2 separate regions of the Homo sapiens genome follow, and region 2 is linked to region 1. Evidence: chromatin contacts called from ENCODE Hi-C or POLR2A ChIA-PET data. All regions are on one chromosome and are shown on one strand. Each heading gives the region's core, a stretch centred on a gene start or an enhancer-like site at or near the end of the contact. The rest is flanking DNA. Distances are from core to core; before and after follow the strand shown.

Region 1 (5,827 bases), core at 343-2,842:
TAAGAATCAGGAATGTTTAAATGAATTTGCTGAGAAGGGTAAAAATGGCTTAATATGCTACAGGTCAATAAAACAATGTTTTGGTGTATCTTTTCTACAGACGGGCAAGAATTATTTTAAGTACTACCAGTTTTCTGGTGAAATACTTTAGTCAATAGAAAGTCAGAGCTCCCTATGGATGCAAATCCGTCCAGCCTTACACTGAAAGGGCACACAGAATTCTCTTTTCCTCATTTCCAAGTCTTTGACAATGTTTGCTGACAATAGGTCCCTGTTAGCAGTTTTTGGTAATGAAGTAGAAAAGAAGAAATAAAAATTTAGTGCACTGCGGGTCGTAAGTGTAAACATAGTTTTGTGAAGATTTTGTTTCAGGCCAGGCACAGTGGCTCACACCTCCCAGCACTTTGGGAGGCCGAGGCGGGCGGATCACTCGAGCCCAGGAGTTGGAGACCAGCCTGGTCAACATGGCGAAATCTTGTCTCTACTAAAAATACAAAAAATTAGCCTGGCGGTGGTGGCACAGGCCTGTAGTCCCAGCTACTCAGGAGGCTGAGGTGGGAGGACTACCAGAGCCCAGGAAGTCGAGGCTGCAGTGAGCCGAGATGGCACCACTGCACTCCAGCCTGGGCGACAAAGCCAGGCCCTGTCTCATAAAAAGAGAAAGAAATACACTTTGGGAGGCCGAGTCGGGCGGATCACCTGAGGTGGGGAGTTTGAGACCAGCCTGACCAACATGGAGAAACTCAGTCTGTACTAAAAATACAAAATTAGCCGGGCATGGTGGCGCATGCCTGCAATCCCAGCTACTTGAGAGGCTGAGGCAGGAGAATCGCTTGAACCCAGGAGGCGGAGGTTGCGGTGAGCCGAGATCCGGCCATTGCATTCATTCTAGCCTGGGCAACAAGAGCGAAATTCCGTCTCAAAAAATAAAAAATAAAAATAAAAATAAAGAAATGAGATTTTATGTTAGATATATACTTCTATATATATACTCACAAGTATGTGGTATTGAGTTTGATGTAAAATATTTTTGTTCACCGTAGGCTGGGATCAAAACAGTTTGAAAGCCACTAATGTGACACATGAGGGTCAACAGTGAAAAAAACTGGACTTTTGAGTTCTTCCTTCCCCAAAATAAGTATCCCTTCAGTGCCAGGCTCAGTCATGCACTCAGAAAACGATTCGAGAGAACAGTAGAGAAGGACCGTGCCAGGTGTTCGGCTCGTCTCTGCTTAACTGAGATCCGCGGCCTTCTTGGGACACCACAAGAATCAGAGTGCAAGCGGAATGGAAAGGGCGAGCCAGCCGGCCCCAGCAGGCAGAAGCAGAGGCTTGCAGCTAAGCTGTTGATCCTTGGGGAAGCAAGCCCAAGCCCTGGGCCCCATCAGTGGGCACTGAGAGGCGCCAGCGGCCCAGTCTCCCGCGAGCGGAAGAACCTCGCGCACGCGCAGTGAAAACCCAGGGCCCGCGAAGCGTCCGAAGTCCCTTCCCACCGCCCGGCTTCGCCTCCAGTTCTCGGGGAACTGTACGGCCCAGTCACTCCCGCCTCGTCACCCCCGCCAGGTTTCCCCCGCCCTCTCCGGCCGGGGCTGGTCGCGACTGCGCGCGCAGGGCCTGAGCGGGCGCCGGAGGGAAGGGGAAGCGGCGGGTAAGGAGGGCCTGCGTTCGGGCGCGTCTGTGACGGGGTTGGGAACTTCCTCTTCTACTCCCTCCGGCTTTCCGGACCCCTGAGGACTGGAGTGAGAGAAGCCTCTAGAACTGTGTATTTCCTTGTCTTTCCTTCTGCCGCCGCAGGCCTTCCTCCGACAGTCTAAGTGTCGCCCTCCCCAGACCTTCTCGTCCGGACCGCTCCTGCCTCCCCCGCCCCAACTGGGGAATCCTGAGGCTGTGTCCCCAGTCCCTCTGTTGTCGCCTCGTTTGTCTGAGATCCCTTCCCTGACCTTTAGGTAGCGCAGGAACGATTATTAGCTTTTAGTGTAGCAGCAGTTTAGGGCTAGCTCTCTAGGCCGGGCCCCCAACTCAAGCACAAAGAACCACGGGTGTTTTGACACTTGTTCCGGGGATTCTTTCTGACACCCCTTTGCTGAAGCAGTTTCCACATGTTCCCAGCAGTGAATTCAAAGCCAGCAAACATAGGTCCGCTTTAGTTCCTCTGGGCATTTCTACCGTTTCCTAATAATCTGCTTTTTTTTTTGAGACAGTCTCGCCCCTTCTCCTAGGCTGGAATGCAGTGGTGCGATCACAACTCACTGCAGCCTCGACTTCTCAGGCTCTAGCGATCCTCTCACCTCAGCCTCCCAAGTAGCCGGAAGTACAGGCTTGCCCCATCACAGCCAGCTAATGTTAAAACAATTTTTTTTGCGGCGGGGGGCTCGCTGTATTGCCCAGGCTGGTCTTGAACTCTAGGACTCAAGCGATCCTCCCTGGCCGGGCGCGGTGGCTCACGCCTGTAATCCCAGCACTTTGGGAGGCCGAGGCGGGCGGATCACGAGGTCAGGAGATCGAGACCATCCTGGCTAACACGGTGAAACCCCGTCTCTACTAAAAATGCAAAAAATTAGCCGGGCGTGGTGGCGGGCGCCTGTAGTCCCAGCTGCTCGGGAGGCTGAGGCAGGAGAATGGCGTGAACCCGGGAGGCGGAGCTTGCAGTGAGCCGAGATCGTGCCACTGCACTCCAGCCTGGGCGACAGAGCGAGACTCCGTCTCAAAAAAAAAAAAACAAAAAACAAAAACAAAACAAAAAAAAAAAACAAAAAATCAAGCGATCCTCCCGACAGGACATCCCAAAGTGCTGGGGTTATAGGTGTGAGCCACCTTGCCCAGTCAACAATCTGCTTTTCAAGTTTGGGGCACGTGAGGCATGCAACGTCACAGAATTGTGCTCTTTTCCTTTGGAAATATGGTCACTCCACATGCCACCTTTTGGGATGACGTTCCTACTCCACTGACAGTGGGATGGTATCAGCAGTTACTGAGAAGCATGGTAACAGACTAGTATTTCTGTTGTCTGCCACCCGAATGGATATTCAGTCAACTCTTTCTTGTAGCAGGAGGCAGCATTTTAGCTCAGTGGCTGTGCTTGATGCCTTGAAGTAGGGGACAGAGGAGGTACCTTGTAATTAAACCACTAGGGTTCAAAATGTGCTGACAGAAATGTAAAACAGAAAAGGCCTGACAGTCATGTCATGTTGATAATAGTTCCAGGTCACATTTCTGTGTAGGGCCAAATACATGGTTTCTCCGCCCCCACCCCCTTTTTTTCCTTTTTTTTTTTTGAGACGGAGTCTCTCTGTTGCCCAGGCTGGAATGCAGTGGCTCCATCTCCACTCACTGCAACCTCTGCCTCCCAGGTTCAAGCGATTCTCCTGCCTCAGCCGCCCACGTCACTGGGATTACAGGCGCCCACCACCATGACTGGGTAATTTTTTGTATTTTTTAGTAGAGATGGGGTCACCATGTTGGCCAGGCTGGTCCTGAACGCCTGACCTCTGGTGATCCACCCGCCTCAGCCTTCCAAAGTGCTGGGATTAAAGGCGTGAGTCACCGCACCTGCTTTTTGTTGTTGTTGTTGTTGAGACACGGTCTTGCTCTGTTGTCCAGGCTGGAGTGCAGTGGCACCATCTCAGCTCACTGCAGCCTGGACTTCCCTGGCTCAGGTGGTCCTCCCACCTCAGCCTCCCCTGAGTAGCTGGGACTACAGGCCTGTGCTATCATGCCTGGCTAATTTTTTTGTATTTTTAGTAGAGACAGGGTTTAGCCATGTTGCCCAGACTGGTCTCAAACTCCTGGACTCAAGCGATCTGCCTGCCTCAGCCTCCTAAAAATCTGGGCTTACAGGTATGAGCCACTGTGCCCAGCCCCTTTCACCCTCTTTAAAAAATTTATTTTTCACTTCAATTTGGGTGACAGAGTGAGACCCTGTCCCCCAAAATAGATATTTTTTAAATTGGCACATAATAATTGTTTTATATTTACATTTATGAGGTACAGTGTGATATTTTGATACATGTATATAATGTATAATTATCAAATCAGGGTAATTACCATATTCATCACCTCAAACACTTCTTGCTATTATATGCTAGTTATATGTAATATGTTGATATTCTGTAGATGGTGATATGAAGTTTTAGCAGCTACCTTCGAATCTCTCAATCAAATTTCTCAATAAGTTAATTCCTAGAAAGTGATGATAATCAGCCTTGTTATTTTGACTTTGATAAGTTTAAATGCTATAAACGTAACCATTTTTTTTCTAACATCAGCCCACACTATAAGTCTTATTACCCATTGTCATTGATACCTAAATTACAAAATCTTAGTCATCTTAAATTTCCCTGTGCTATTCCATATGTCTTATATTACAGGATCTCATGGTTTTTTTTTTTTTTTTTTTTTTTTTTTTTTTTTGAGACAGAGTCTTGCTCTGTTACCCAGGCTGGAGAGCGGAGGGCAGTGGTGTGATCTCAGCTCACTGCAACCTCCATCTCCTGGGCTCAGGTGATTCTTGTGCCTCAGCCTCCCAAGTAGCTGGGATTATAGCCCTGATCCACCACGCCTGGCTAATTTTTATATTTTTAGAAGAGACGGGGTTTTGTCATGTTGGTCAGGTTGGTCTCGAACTCCTGGATTCAAGTGATCCTCACGCCTCAGCATCCCAACGTGCTGGGATTACAGGCGTGAGCCACTGTGCCCAGCAGTTTCTTTATTTAAAAAGTAATTTAGAACGTGTCCGGTGGCCTAATAATTCCTATGCAGTGTGATATGGTGGAACAGTCCTGGATTTAGAGTAAGAAGGCCTGGATTCAGATACTGAGACTGTCATACTAACATTGTATCCTTGGGGAAACTTTGAGCTTCAGTTTCCTTTTCTCTCATTTTAGATAAGATTATCTTTTCTTCTCACCTCTTAATTATTGTGAGAGTTACCATTGACATAATATGTGGAGAAGTTAAAAGTTAAAAAAAAAACCCAACCTAAGCTGTTGTTATTTCTCCTTGTTCTCATTCATTTCACAAACATTGGAAACCTAACATATGTTATATACTGGTGCTAAAGCTATGAAAGATAGTACCTGCCTTTAAAGGGCTGTGTTTCAAGGAGCTCTGAAGCGCGCGCGCGCGCTCGTGTGCGCGCGCATGCGCGCACTAAGAGTAGGGTGGTAGGGTATTTGATAAGGTAGACCTGTGCTATAGAATGTAAAACCAATAAGCTTAGGGTGAGCAACAAACTCAGATGAGTTTGGGAACATATTTCCACAATTCCAGAGGAGCAATGGGGAAAGGTTCCTGGAGGAAGTTATATTTGAACAGAGTCTTAAATTATAACAAGAATCCCGAAGGGCTTTGTGTGCTACGGGAAGTGTACACATTGAATGATTTTAAGCAGTTAGACTGATCACAACTGCTTTTCGAAAGTTGCTGTTGTCTGTGATGTGTGCTCTGTGATGTGTGCTTTGTTAACTTTCTGTCTTTGTGTTTTATTATTATTTTTTTTACTCCATCAAGAAGTGTCCTCTCCTCATACCTTAATATTAACTGTTTATCTTTCAGTTTCTAGTGCAGGTCCCATTTCTTGTGTGAAGCATTCTCCAATTATTTTAGCTTCCCTACTTATTTCATTCTCTGAAACCATATTAGAAATAGTAATAGTACCACACTTTAGTCCTTATTTGTTTTATGTCCTTAAGTAGATTTTAAGTATAGAGAATGCTTCTTATGTGTGAATAGAAAGCATGTTAAAAAAATTTTGTTGCTTGATCTCTTTGTATTTTGTTTTTCAGGGTAGTAACAGATTATGGGCAACAGTCCTTTTAATTAATCTACC
Region 2 (5,957 bases), core at 2,274-4,773, 220 kb before region 1:
GCACTTATGGATTCCTACTGTTTCACATACTCATCTATACTTGGTTTTGTCACTCTTTAAGCCATTATTGGTCATATAATATCTTTTTGTGATTTTATTTTGCATTTTCTTTCTTTCTTTTTTGAGACAGAGTCTCGCTCTGTTGCCCAGGCTGGAGTGCAGTGCCGTGATCTTTGCTCACTGCAACCTCTGCCTCCCAGGTTGAAGTAATTCTTTTGCCTCGGCCTCCTGAGTAGCTGGGATTACAGGTGTGCGCCACCATGCCCAGCTAATTTTTTTGTATTTTTAGTACGGACAAGGTTTTGCCCTGTTGGCCAGGCTGGTCTTGAACTTCTGGCCTCAAGTGATCTGCCCACCTCGGTCTCCCAAAAGGTTGGCATTACAGGCGTGAGCCACCGCACCCAGCTTCTTTTGCATTTTCATAATTACTAATGAGAGTAAATTATCTTTTCATGCATTTATTGACCACTTGGATCTCTTTTGTGTGAACTGTCCAAGTCCCTTGGCCATTTTTCAATCATACTATCTTTTTATTTTATTGATGTACAGGTTTTTTTGTGTGGTTTTTGTTTTTGTTTTTTAAATATAAGAGATAGGGTTTCACTATGTTGCCCAGGCTGGTCTCGAACTCCTCGGCTCAAGTGATCCGCCCACCTAAGGCTCCCGCAGTGCTAGGATTATAGGAGCCACCTGTGCTGGCCCCAGGAGTTCTTTATATATTCTGAACCCAAGTCCTTTGTTACTTTTATGTGTCACATTATCTTCTCGCACCTTGTGGCTTCTCGTTTCACTCTTTTCATAGTATCTTTTGATAACCAGAACTTTTTTTTTTTTTTTTGAGACAAGAGTCTTGCTCTGTCACTCAGGCTAGAGTGTAGTGGCGCGATCTTGACTCACTGCAACCTCCGCCTCCTGGGTTCAAGCGATTCTCCTGCCTCAGCCTCCCGAGTAGCTGGGATTACAGACACATGCCACCATGCTTGGCTAATTTTTTTGTACTTTTAGTAGAGACGGGGTTTCACCGTCTTAGCCAGGATGGTCTCGATCTCTTGACCTTGTGATCCGCCCGCCTCGGCCTCCCAAAGTGCTGGGATTACAGGCGTGAGCCACTGCACCCGGCCTTTTTGTTTGTTTGTTTGTTTGTTTGTTTGAGATAGAGTTTCCCTCTTGTCGCCCAAGCTGGAATGCAATGGCGCCACCTCGGCTCATTGCAACCTCCACCTCCCGGGTTCAACCCATTCTCCTGCCTCAGCCTCCTGAGTAGCTGGGATTATAGGCGCCCGCCAGCACGCCTGGCTAATTTTTGTATTTTTAGTAGAGACCGGGTTTCACCATGTCAGCCAGGCTGGTCTCGAACTCCTGACCTCAGGTGATCCACCCGCCTTGGCCTCCCAAAGTGCTGGGAATACAGGCATGAGCCACGTGCCCGGTGAAATTCTTCATTTTAAATGTAGTCAAATTTAGGAATCTTATCCTTTATATCCTGTTTTTAAAAAATTTCCCTATTTTAAGGCCATGCAGATTTTCTTCTGTACACCTTCTAAAAGTTTTACTGTATTACCTTTCACATTTAAAATTATAATTCACCTGGAATTGATTTTCTTGTGAAGAGCCACGTTTTCCAATTTCTCTATACAAACATCCAATGGATTTTGCCTACAGCTCTATAGTGCCACTTTTGTCATAAATCAAGTGTCTGAATACGTGTAAATTTGATCCTGGGTTCGTCTTCCTCCCCCTAACTCTTCTCTTCCTATTAGTATTCCTTATCTAAGTTAAGGGTATCAACACATGGCATTAATCACTCAGGGAATCTGAAGACAATCAATCCACATGCCACTGATTTAATCTCTTACATTTTTCTCATAGTCATATATTTTCTTTATTTCAAACATTCCCCTAACATCTTGATAATGGCAATGGCCTCTTAACTGGTCTTCCAACTGCCAGCACTGCCCTCTGTTAATAACTTTTATTTTAACATTTTTATCGTACAATTCACAAATTCTTATGGCCAAAAACCGTAGCAAATTGAATAAAAAGTTAAAGCTGCTTTTTTACTTTTTTCCACAGGTAATCACCACTAGAACAATGTGATTTTAATGTTTCCAGAGTTTTCCTTGCATTCTTCTCACATGTTGTGGCCCCTGAGTAGCTGGGATTACAGGCATGTGCCACTATGCCTGGATAATTTTTGTATTTTTAATAGAGATGGGGTTTTATCATGTCGACCAGGCTGGTCTCCACCTCCTAACCTCAAGTGATCTGCCCACCTCAGCCTCCCAAAGTGTTGGGATTACAAGTGTGACTCACTGTGCCCGGACCACTTTGCCTCTTCAAGCCTTAAAGAGTATTTAGTTTTCCCCGGGTGTGGTGGCTCACACCTGTAATCCCAGCAATTTGGGAGGCTGAGGTGGGCGGATCACCTGAGGTCAGGAGTTCAAAAGCAGCCTGGCCAACATGGTGATACCCCGTCTCTACTAAAAATAAAAAAAAATTTGCTGGGTGTGGTGGTGCACACCTGCAGTCCCAGCTACTTGGGAGGCTAAGGCACAAGAATCACTTGAACCCAGGAGGTGGAGGTTGCGGTGAGCCGAAATTGCACCACTGCACTCCAGCCTGGGCAACAGAGAGAGATTCTGTTTCAAAAAAAAAAAAAAAGTATTCAGTTTTTAGATTAAAAAACCACCTTTGGCAAATCTTGCCTCCACAAGAAAATGAACATATATACAAAATTGGGAATATAATTTTAGGGGATTTATGGCACTTGTAAAACCACTCAGGGTCCATGGATCTTAGGTAAAAAAGAGTCCATGCCATGGACTCCTCATACCTCATCCCTTTAGCACTGCATATAGCCCTCCGTGACTTTCTGCCTACCCATCCATATTTGATTAGCAGTTTATAATCTAGTAACAAACGATCTGTACTTTTTTATGGTCTGTGTTTTTTTTTTTTTTTTGAGACAGAGTCTTGCTCTGTTTCACAGGCTGGAGAGCAGTGCAGTGGCGTGACCGCGGCTTACTGCAGCCGTGACTTCCTGTACTCAAGCGATCCTCCCTCCCACCTCAGCCTACTGAGCAGCTGGGACTACAAGTGTGTATTACCACACCTGGCTTTTTTTTTTTTTTTTTTTTTTTTTTGGAGAGACAGGGACTCACTATATTGCCTAGGCTAGTCTCAAACTCCTGACCTCAAGTGATCCTCCCACCTTGGCCTCCCAAAGTGTTGGAATTACAGGAGTGAGCCATCGTATCCAGGCAACTATAATGCTGTGGACTGTTAATTTCCTAATCATATAATTCTATTTCATACGGATCTTAGAATGAGCTTTCTACCTCATTCAATGAGCTACCTCCAAAAAGAACACCTTGCTTAATGACTAGCTTGGGTTACAAATCTTTACTTTTGTACTCCCAAGCACCCTGGACACACATTTAGTACAGCCCTTAACATACCCTGAACAGGTTGCAACTTGACTGTCCCCTGTGGATGCAGCTTCCTTGGCAGCTCTCTCAAATGATGGCTGTTGGATTTCACATGCCCTTTGTACCACTAGACCTAGAGGTGGGGTAGACATCCTGCTGGCTCATTTCATCTTCAGGCATTCTCCCTCTGTTCTCCATAAAAACACCCAGGTTTGAAATGATGTCATCAGACTACAACAACCATTACTCCTCCTTGCTAAAAGTCACATACAAACCTTTGGGAAATCCCCTTCACTCTTTAAGGATTTTATTCCTGTATCACTCACATTCTTTTTATCATGCCTTCTGTCAGGAGTAATTTCAGTATCTTCACACAATCTTTCCAAAATCCTAGCCTGAGAAGTTTCAGAAAGTCATATAGAAAAGCTGACTAGTCTCACTTTATGTGTATGATCACTAACTTTGGCTCTTCATACTACTGGAAATCAGACCATACTTCTTAGTGTACTCTTTCTCCCATCCTTTTAAAAGACTGTATCATACTTTATCCTCTCTCTTCAGGCTCAGCTAATCACCTCACTTTCCATTTTAGTGAGAAAAAAATATTTTTTTGAGACAGGGTCTTGCTCTTTCTCAAAATCACAATCACAGTTCCGTGCAATCACAGCTCACTGCAGCCTCGAACTCCTCAGACTCAGATGATCCTCCCACCTCAGCCTCCCAAGTAGCTGGAACTACAGGTATGCAACACCATGCCCAGCTAATTTTTGTATCATTTGTAGAGATGGGGTTTCACCATGTTGCCTAGGCTGGTCTCAAACTACTGGGCTGACATGATCTCCCGCCTTGGCCTCCTGAAGTGTGGGGATTACAGGCGTGAGCCACAGCACCTGGCCTCAACTAATCAGAGAAGAACTTCAATAAGCTATCTTTACCACATCTACCCAGCCATAATCTGCACTGTATTCCCCACATCCTCCCCTATTCCTAGAGAAGGACTGTTTGTGCTCCTAGCTAGGCTAACCTACTGCTTATTTACTAGATCCCATCCCCTCTCAACTATAGAAGGACACTGTGCCAGCCATTCTCCTTTCTCTTGCATTATCAGATCTTCTCTTGCTGTTGAATCACTTCCATCAGTGTATGTACATAGACACTGTTACTTTTTTCAAATAAGAAAACTCTCTTGATCTCTCTACCCATCTTTGCATTTCATTTCTGCTCTAACAGCAAAACTCCTTGACAAATTATTTAGTTATTATCTCCATTTTCTTTTTCCCTTTCTTTCTTGACTCACCAATTAGGTTTTGCCCCCACCATTCCATCAAAACAGCTAATCAATGTCAACACTGACATTACATTGCTACATCCCACTGGCAATACTCAGACTTCATGTCACTTGATCTGTCTATATCATTTGGCTCAGGTGATCACATGCTATTTCTGAAATACTCTTTTTATGTGGTTTCCAGGACACTATATATTCTAAGTTTTCCTCTTTCCTTTTGGGTCTCTCCTCATTCTTTTGGTCTCTGAAAACTGGAATGTCCCAGGGTTCAGTCCTTGTACCTTTAGTCCTTTCTGTCTATGTTCACTCCCTAGGTGATGACATCTAGACACACAGATTTAAGATCTTTTTATATGGTGAAAGTCCAACATTTGTATCTCTAGCCCTATTTTTTCCTTGAAATCAAGACAAACATACTGAATTATTCACACAGATGTCTGGAAGACATCTCAATATAGTTATCGAAGGTTCCCAAGGATTAAAGGTCCCAGGATCAAATGACTGTTTTTCAAAGGTGGGGTTTCTAGATGACACAAGCTATAGAAAGATTAGAGGTGGTGCTCAGAGAGCAGGAAGAAGGAAACTGAAATTATGGAGACAAGGTCTAAAGTACAGATCTAGGGCATAAGTGATTGAGGTAGGGTAGTGGAGAGGTTCACTGGAAGACAGGAGTTCAAAGAACAGAAAGTCTTAAGAACTGGAGTTATCAACTACGGGTGTATCGAAACCACCAAGAATAACACATTACAGCTCACAAACAGACTGAAAAAAAGAATAATACAGGAGTAGAACTGAAGAGAGTAATTGGAGTCAAGAGCTAAAATTTTTACAATTGCAATGTATGAAGAGTTTTACAGCTGCAATGATAGGTACTAAATGATACAAATTAATGATATGTAAGATTCTAAGTTTGGGGAGATTAGGGAGAAGACAGTGAAAATAATGAAAAAACAGAGGACATCTACCCTTACTACTAGACCCAATGCTTTGAGATTATGAGAAAAGGGTTAACACTTGAGTAGTCTGCAGATAATCAGTGTTCTAAGCTCTCCCTCTTCCCCTATGATTCCACTAGAACAGGAAGAAGAAAGAATGTTTAGAGAACAGATTACGAGACAGATCTTGCTGATAAAGAACTGGAATTCCAAAAGGTACACTGGAAGGGTTTCCAGAGTCAGGGAGGGATAAGACAGAGCAGGGAATGTTCAGAGGTTTAGATGAATTAAGCATGTAGATGATGG

The links. A loop is a pair of places that touch in the nucleus more often than their neighbours do. ChIA-PET counts read pairs that join two places held with the same protein, here RNA polymerase II (POLR2A).
Region 2: a loop to region 1 is called in a map of sigmoid colon, with 4 times the contacts of the local background. The contact joins the enhancer-like site here to the promoter of IPP in region 1. A Hi-C loop is called at or near these places in 1 of 168 maps with a recorded cell type or tissue (sigmoid colon). POLR2A ChIA-PET finds 5 or more read pairs at or near these places in 1 of 52 experiments (WTC11).

The regions. Positions count from the first base shown.
Region 1 is chr1:45,746,418-45,752,244 of GRCh38, reverse strand. It overlaps IPP (intracisternal A particle-promoted polypeptide), which reads left to right and starts at 1,592. Exons shown (of 9, transcript NM_005897.3): 1 at 1,592-1,648; 2 at 5,784-5,827. It overlaps LOC105378693 (a long non-coding RNA gene), which reads right to left and starts at 1,296. Exons shown (of 3, transcript XR_947290.2): 1 at 997-1,296. RefSeq lists a silencer at 1,482-1,751.
Region 2 is chr1:45,972,682-45,978,638 of GRCh38, reverse strand. All of the region lies in intron 5 of MAST2 (microtubule associated serine/threonine kinase 2), which reads right to left. Among named protein-coding and RNA genes, the nearest start is that of PIK3R3, 160 kb to the left of the region's middle. RefSeq lists a silencer at 2,959-3,078. Within about 2 kb of position 3,523, at least 3 of the 41 ENCODE cell types and tissues checked have a DNase peak (open chromatin) inside an H3K27ac peak, as active enhancers do.